Linked DNA regions of Homo sapiens: region 1 is linked to region 2. The links are chromatin contacts, found by Hi-C in ENCODE. All regions are on one chromosome and are shown on one strand. The core of a region is the stretch at or near the end of the contact, and the rest is flanking DNA. Distances in the headings are between cores, read along the strand shown. Region 1 holds the start of HIVEP2 (HIVEP zinc finger 2). Region 2 holds the start of HECA (hdc homolog, cell cycle regulator).

Region 1 (4,087 bases), core at 1,212-3,711, 3.8 Mb after region 2:
GTAAGATCATTAATATACCACCATTCCCAAAATTGTCCCCGAATCAGTCACACATCAATTTACTCTTGAATACCCTTGTATAAATATAAGCCATCTCTAATAAAGTTAGCCACATAAAATACAGTCACTGTAACAAAAATACAGATGCAAATAAGCAAATTTTGTTTTATACCCGACCTATGCTCGACGCAAGAAATTGTCTCAATGTTCAAAAGATTCATCATTGTAATACATTTCTGTATATAAGAAATATACTGCATATTTCAAACCTAGTGGTCAAAGGGATTATGACACTTGAAACAAACACACTATCATTAAGTAAATACTGGTAAATCCCTTTCAGCTCACAATGCAAATGTACAGTTGTCATTTGGTACTATGACTCCTTAGGGTTCCACAGGGAATTTTCTCTTAATAATGAAAATGATACCCACTTTAGTCACAGAAAGGACATTTCTGTTCTGATAAACCATTTGGCCTATATCCTAAAAATCAAACCCAATCTACTCATTCCACAGTCTACTTCGTTAAAATTCTGCTTCTGGCACTCTTATAAGGTGAAAAAGCAATGAGACATTTGCTACATATGTAGCAAACATATGGGATCTATATGTGCAAATATTTAAAATAACTTGGTTTGCTCAAGGGCAAATATCACCAAATATTACTATATCACTGGAGGAAACGTTTCTAATAAAGTTAAATGGCCTTTTTCTAGGAGGACAGATCATTGCAAATTTAATTAAAATGGATCTTATTAATATTTCAAGTAATGTCTGGGCTTGATTATGCACTACAAAAGAAACAACTGTATTGAGGAGAAAAATCAATAGCCCTTGACTAGGGCTCTGGGTATGCTAGAAAAACACAGATCTCTTGTGAATTATTGAGGTCCAGCTTTAGGGTTGGGGGCGAGTACCAATATTCATTTGGAGGTAAATTGAGTTATTTTTAAAATGGCAGAAAAGGAAGGAGAAAAATCAGCTCAAATTTTCCATTATAATGAAAGTACAGGAAACAAGCCTTTCTATATTCATTTTAGGCCTAAATAACTCTGCAGAGAATAAGGGTTTTGCAATGTCAGTTGCACACACAACTTCCTGTGTGAATGCTAAGCCATTACAGGTGTCCTAAGGCCTCCAGTGAAACCTATTATCAAGAGATTCCTCTGGTCTCCTCGAAGTCATCCCCAGCGCCCCCCATCCGCCGCCCACACATTATTGCTTCTCTCCTCCAAGTGTCTTGATTAAGGACCCTCTCTCTTCTCCGCACTCCCGAGGTTAAAGTGCCCCCGTTCCCTTGGTGTAGCTAGTTACAAGCTTTCCCGTTAGGGAAGACTAGTGCCTGCAGTCCTTTTTAGTTAGATGCTTTTAAGTCAGAGATGAGAGGAGCCACTTGAAGAAACCCTCCTTCCCTTCTTCCTTTCCCCCACTGGGAACCAAGTCCCTGAAGGACAACACCCAGGGACGCTTCCTGACCTTCTATCCCCTCACCCAATTTGGGCTTGGAGGGTTGGGGTCGCATTTTCTCATGTCCTCTGCTGCACTGGATGTGTTATGTAAGAGGGACAGAACGCGGGAGGCACATGCGTATAAAGCGCACCGATCTGTGATAACAGCTGGGGTAGCAGAGCGGATCTGGAGTCCACCCCCCCCCCCCACCAAATACGACAGACCCCACACATGCACATCAGCACCCCCTCCCCCACACACCCACACACACACACACACACGCACACACCCAGAGCAATGTTTTCCTGTCTCACCCCTACCAGTACCAGAGGCACAGAATGGAAAGGCGGGGGGTGGGGGTGAAAGGAGGTGAAAGAGGAGGAGGAGCAGCAGCAGCACATCTGCTTTGATAGCAGCCGGCAGTGCCGCCGCGGCAGAGAGCCCCTCGTTAACCCCCTTCCTGTGGCTGCACCACGTCATGGAACATTCCCGGAACGGGCCAACGTTCCACCCACTTCAGGGAACAGACATAAAGGCGCAGACCCAGTTCCCCACAGTGCACAGCCCAAACACACATGTCCCTTCCCGATCCCCCGCCAGACGGACAGACAAACACGCATGCAAACCGCCCCCACCCGTCTCCACGCGCCCGGGTCCAGCCGGCAGCGGCCAGAGCCGCTCTGCAGCCGGTGCACCCGCAAGGCGAGGGCGCCTCCGCCTGAACCTTCCATCGAGACAGTCCCCTCCTTCCTCGCTTCCTTCCTTCGCTCCTTCCTTCCTTCCTTCCTTGCCCGGGAGGTAAAGGGAGTCACTGAAATGCCCAGAGCCAGCGCCTTCGCTGCGCTCGCTCGGCCGCAGGCCGGCGGCCCGGGCCTCGCGCCGCCAGCCCGCCCGGCCGCCTGCGCCGCGCGCCGCGGCCCCCTCCCCCGCTACCTGACAACGGGCCGCCGCCGGCCGCCGCAGCCGCAGCGGTGGCCGGGCCGTGCGCGCCGGTGCACGTCGCTCATTAGTAAGCAGGCACATTCCTGCCTCCAGCGCTCCCGCGCGGCCCCCTCCCCCCAGGACATTACGCAAAGCAGCCTCCCCTCATCTGCATAGATCCGCGGCCAGGGTATTCCCCGCATTTCCCCACGCGCCCGACACCCCTCCCGCGGTCTCCCCCATCCCCGCCCCCTCCGACCCTCACCCTCGGGCCACCGGGAAGGGGCTGGGGGCACACGCCGGGGAGCGGGGGACGGAGTTCGGCGGCGGCGATTCCAATATAAAGTGAAACAAGCTCCCAGCGCCGAAGGAGGCAGGAAAAACCCAGCGTCCAGGCCACTTACCGAGCCGAGGAGGGACCTAGATTCCCGCCGCTCCGCTCTCGCGGTGGCCGGTCCGCCCTCCGCGCACCCCGAGGCTGCACCCAGCACCCCAGACGCGAGACGTGGAGGAACGCTGTGAACGAGCCGGGAGACCCTCCAAGTTGCTCTGGGCTCCGTGGAGCGTCAAGGTCCAAGACACAACTTGGCAAAGACTTGTGCCACAGTCACCGAAGATGTTTGTGCGGAGACCCTCCTGCGGGGAACGACGGCGCTCGGCGGCGCCCCGCTCTCCTCCTCTCCACCCCCTCACCTCCAGCCCGCCTCCCGCCGGCCGCCCGCCTCCGGGCCGCGAGCCCCTCGGGCGGCTGTCAGCTCCCGGCCGCCGCCGGGTGACAGGGGCGGGAGGAGGGCGCGACGCGGCGGCCCGAGCCCCAGCGGGCGAGGGGGATCCTCGCAGCCGCGGCGGCCGCTCACCTGGAAAGTCACCGCTGAGGAGGAGGAGAAGGAGGACGGGGAGGAGGAGGGAGAGGAGGAGGGGGAGGAAACCCCCCTGGTGCCCTTGTTCTCGCTGCCGCGGCGGCCGCTCCTCGCCAAGGCTGAGCGTGTCTGGTGGGGGGTGTCTGGTAGCATTTCCTTAAGGACAGAGGGAGGGCGGGCGCGGAGGGAGGGAAAAGATCCCGACCGCCAGCCCAGGCTCCTCTTGCCTTTATTTATTTTTCTGACACTGTACGGAGATGGGCCCGGGGCAGGGGCCGCCGGGCTCAGGCGGGAGCCGCGAGGCCCGGGCCGCAGCTGTCTGCGTGCGGGAGCCGCAGCGGCCGCCTCCCCTCCCGGGCTGTGGACGCACCGGGTTATTCCTGGCAGCGCCTCCCCGAACAGAAGTTACTAGGAGGAGTGCGCGGCGAGGGCGGACGGGGGGAGAGGCGGAGGGAGGGAGGGAGGAAGAGGGAGAGACTCAGCCAACGACGTCATCGGATCCCCCAGCGCGTCCCAGGGAGGGAGGCTGAACCAGAAAAACCAGTCTGGAGCCAGTGAGCGAGAGAGGGATGTGCGGCGCGCGGGGCGACGGGGGAGGGAGGCGGTCGGGAGGGCAGGGCCGGGCCCCACGGCTGCCGCTGCGGGCGGGGAGATCGCGGCCGCGCACTCGCTCGGTCGGAGCGGGGAACTCCCCGGAGAGCTGGTCTCTACTTGTCATGCAAAAAAACTTGGGCATCTCTAGGAGCCTGAGAATTTCCTTTAAGGATGTGGAAACGTCCTCCGTCCCCACCCCTTCCCCATTTCCCAGAGAATCGTTGTCTGCCTTCCTGACGAACGGAATTGTATAATTAGTAG
Region 2 (3,682 bases), core at 504-3,003:
TAGCCTCTGATTGGTTGCTTTTTAAACAGAAGTGTGCAAAAAGTGTGATTGCACAGAAGTGTGACCTTTGTTAACTCCACTTCAGCCTCTGATTGGTTGACGAAAGCAACCAATCAGACTAATTGTGCGTCACCACTTCATTTACATGAGAAACCTCCAGGGGGTATTTGGACCTCAGAAGATTCTGCATCCGGAACCTTGAGCCACCGCTGGGGCCGCTTCCATACTGTGGAGTGTACTTTCATTCTCAATAAATCCCTGCTTTCTTCTTTCCTTGCTTTGCTGGGCGTTTGGTCCAATTGTTTGTTCAAAATGCCAAGAACTTGGACGACTTGCAGTCAAGACCCTCTAATGGTAACAACAACACCGTGACAGAGCTTTTACTAAAGGGCTGAATTAAAGATTACACTATAAAAGGGGAACACTGTAAAGCTGTCAGCTAAACTAGTCTTTCCTCCACAGTTCGTGAGGAAGGAACCTAATTTATACATTCAACAAATTTATGCCAGCTGTTCTCTGATGTGCCCAAGGCAGATAAAATCTATCCATGGAGGTTTCATTTCAGTGAGAGGGAGATATACAAGAAATAAGTAAACACCTACATTGCCAACATAATTAGAGATGGAGGAGGAAAATAACAGGGTGGAACTTCTGACAGCTCTCCTGGGAAGGTCTCTGTGGAAGTGATGTATTTGAGCTGAGACCTGAAGGAAGGGAAGGAGTTGGCCGAAAAGGTAGAATAGAATTGCAGAAAGAGATCAAGGGGAGCTCTTCCCAGGGGTCCCCTGCCCTCATATTGCCTGTCTTCACTGGTGTCACCTAATCTCCTACTGCTCATAACCTGGCTACCTATCTTTCACTATCTTTCAGGACAACTCAGCCCTATGCATAGGGATGGGTTCCCCCCAAGCAGGGACTGCTTCAGAGTCCAGGCAACATCTAGTTACATCCCTGGATGATGGGTCTTGTTTGAGTGAATTGTTTTCACCACCAGACTGTGAAGGCTTCCCATTCAGGACCCTGGTGTTCATCCCCATTGTCTGGGAACTCTACCCTGTTTCTTTCTTTCTTTTCTTTTTTTTTTTTTTTTTTTGAGACAGAGTCTCGCTCTGTTGCTCAAGCTGGAGTGCAGTGGCGCGATCTCGGATCCCAGGTTCAAGTGATTCTCCTGCCTCAGCTTCCCGAGTTTCTGGGACTACAGGCGCACGCCACCACGCCCAGCTAATTTTTTTTTGTATTTTTAGTAGAGACAGGGTTTCACCACGTTGGCCAGGATGGTCTCGATCTCTTGACCTCGTGATACACCCGCCTCGGCCTCCCAAAGTGCTGGGATTACAGGCATAAGCCACCGCGCCCGGTCCCCTGTTTCTTTAATTACTGTTACTGAAAGGCATAGCCTTTGAATGAGTTATTAATCCAAAATCTTTTGTTTTCCATTCTTGCTCTAGTCACAGCTTATTTTTCCAGACCATACTGTTCTAAGCCTCAATTACATTAAGGCCAGGAGGCCACCGAAGAACTCCACATGCCACTGCACTGGCGGGTGGAGCAAGTCAAGCAGGGCAGCTCATGAACGCCCGGGAGTCCAGGAGGCCCGGGTGGGGACGCCTGGATGACGTCACTCGAGGTGGGCAGGCCCCGCGCGGGGCGTGACGTCACGCGGGCGGTCCCGTCAGCCGTGAGGTCACCTGGTGGGCGCGGCCAGGCCGAATCCCCAGTGTCGTCACGGGAGGGGGCGGGCCCAGAGCGTGTCAGTGCAGCCGAATCAAAACAAGCCGGAGACCCGCCTTTTCCCTCCGGCTCGGGAGCGTCTCGCTTGCGCCCCGGGCCCGCGGCGCCCGCGCGGCTGCGAGCCTCGGGTGGCCGCGTGCCGGCTCCAGGAAGCCGGAGAGGGCGCGGCGGCCAGGATGGCGCGGCACGGGCCGTGCGGCTAGACGGGAGCCGAGGGAACCGCCGGCTCGCGCCCTCCGTTCTTTCCCGGAGCCGGCTTCACGCAGGGCCGGGAACGGCCGTGCCTCTGGGATCCGCCTTCGCTGACGCCGGGCACCTACCTGGACGCGAGCGAGCGAGATGCCCAACCCCAAAAACAGCAAAGGCGGCCGCAAAAACAAGCGCGCCAACAGCAGCGGCGACGAGCAGGAAAATGGAGCCGGGGCCCTGGCAGCGGCGGGCGCGGCGGGAGCGGCGGCCGGGGGGGCCCTGGCGGCGGCGGCCGGTTGCGGGGCGGCGGCGGCGGGCGCGCCGGGCGCCGGAGGCGCGGCGGGCGCCGGAGGCGCGGGGACTGGCGCCGCGAACGCTGCGGCCGCCGCGGGGGCTGCGGCCGCGGGCGATGCCAAAAACGGTAAGACGGGGCTGGCGGGGCGAGCGCCAACTTCCTCCCCGACGGGGACGGCGCGGTGGCGGGGCCCTGGGTGGCGCGGGCGGTGCGTGGACAATGCGAGAGTCAGGAAGTGCTCACCCCGCCCCTCCGCCCCGCCGCGGCTGCCCCTTCGCGGTCCCCACGCCTGGCGGCGGGGACAGATCTGCGGCCCCTGCCCGGTGTCCGCGCGGGGGGCAGCCCGCGCCCCACACTCTGAGGGGCTCCCGGCTGCGGCAGCGCTGCCCTCGGGCCCAGCCTGCTGCCCGCGCTGGCACTGCCCCGCCGTGTGTGCCGGGCCGAAGGGAGGAAGGAAGGGAGGAAAGAGCCGCCCAAGTTGAGAAGAATGATCCGATTGAAAACTTAGGCACCGGTTAATTCTTCCCGGTGCTCCAAGGCCACCCGTAACCCCCGGAATGAAGGAGAGAGAGCCTCAATTCTTAGCACACCCAGGCTTGCTGCGTCGATCGCCACAGGTGAAGAGGCCTCGAGACATTTAGGGCCTCTGTGTTTGCTCTTTAATTTTTTGGCTTGCTTGAGGAAGGAAGAGAATCTGAACTTGACTTCCGTTCTCAGCCCGGAGTTAAAAAAAAAAAAAAAAAAAGAAAAGAAAGAAAAGAAAAATCATTCTCTATGTCATTGTGCTTAACATTTTCAGAAGGAAGCCTCATAATCTTAGGTAGTGCCTGAATGTTCCTTTTGAGGGGACACTTAGGAACTGGCCCAGATGTGACAGGATTTCTGTTCTCATTACAGAGCCATGGTTTTCGTTATAAGGTGCTGGGCAAACACTTACTTATTTGGACAGTTCTTTGAATTCCTCTAGTCAGGCACTTTTTCCAGGAAGACAACGTAGGTATTTTAATGAAGGGAGATTTGAATTGTTATATCTGGCTTTTAATTTATAGCGTCAGCTTTTGAAGCCATTCTTTATGTAGATCAGGCACTTTTTTGTTTTGTTTTTTTTTTTTTAGACGGAGTTTGCAATTTCGCCCAGGCTGGAGCGTAGTGGCGCAATCTCGGCTCACTGCAACCACCGTCTTCCGGTCTGAAGCGATTCTCCTGCCTCAGCCTCCCGAGTAGCTGGGATTACAGGCGCCCGCCACCACGCCCGGCTAATTTTTGTTATTTTTAGTAGAGACAGGGTTTCACCATATTGGTCAGGCTGGTCTCGAACTCCTGACCTCGTGATCCGCCCGTCTCGGCCTCCCAAAGTGCTGAGATTACAGGCGTGAGTCACCACGCCCAGCCAGATCAGGCACTTTTTAAACAGGGCACCTGCTCTTACAAGCAGCGTACAGTGCTCTGAACATAGGCGGCTGAATG

What was found. A loop is a pair of places that touch in the nucleus more often than their neighbours do. Pooled maps may share reads with other maps.
Region 1: a loop to region 2 is called in a map of B cell, with 16 times the contacts of the local background. The contact joins the promoter of HIVEP2 here to the promoter of HECA in region 2. A Hi-C loop is called at or near these places in 1 of 168 maps with a recorded cell type or tissue (B cell), 1 of 37 single-sample maps with no recorded cell type and 8 of 50 pooled maps.

What each region holds. Positions count from the first base shown.
Region 1 is chr6:142,942,715-142,946,801 of GRCh38, forward strand. It overlaps HIVEP2 (HIVEP zinc finger 2), which reads right to left and starts at 2,462. Exons shown (of 10, transcript NM_006734.4): 1 at 2,385-2,462. HIVEP2-DT (HIVEP2 divergent transcript) reads left to right here and starts at 3,775. Exons shown (of 3, transcript XR_001744397.3): 1 at 3,775-4,087. RefSeq lists silencers at 2,092-2,161, 2,302-2,401, 2,602-2,831, 3,062-3,691, 3,742-3,961.
Region 2 is chr6:139,133,327-139,137,008 of GRCh38, forward strand. HECA (hdc homolog, cell cycle regulator) reads left to right here and starts at 1,754. Exons shown (of 4, transcript NM_016217.3): 1 at 1,754-2,341. The coding sequence starts at 2,071. RefSeq lists enhancers at 218-267, 1,546-1,840, 2,706-2,825 and silencers at 1,546-1,735, 1,846-1,925, 2,326-2,595.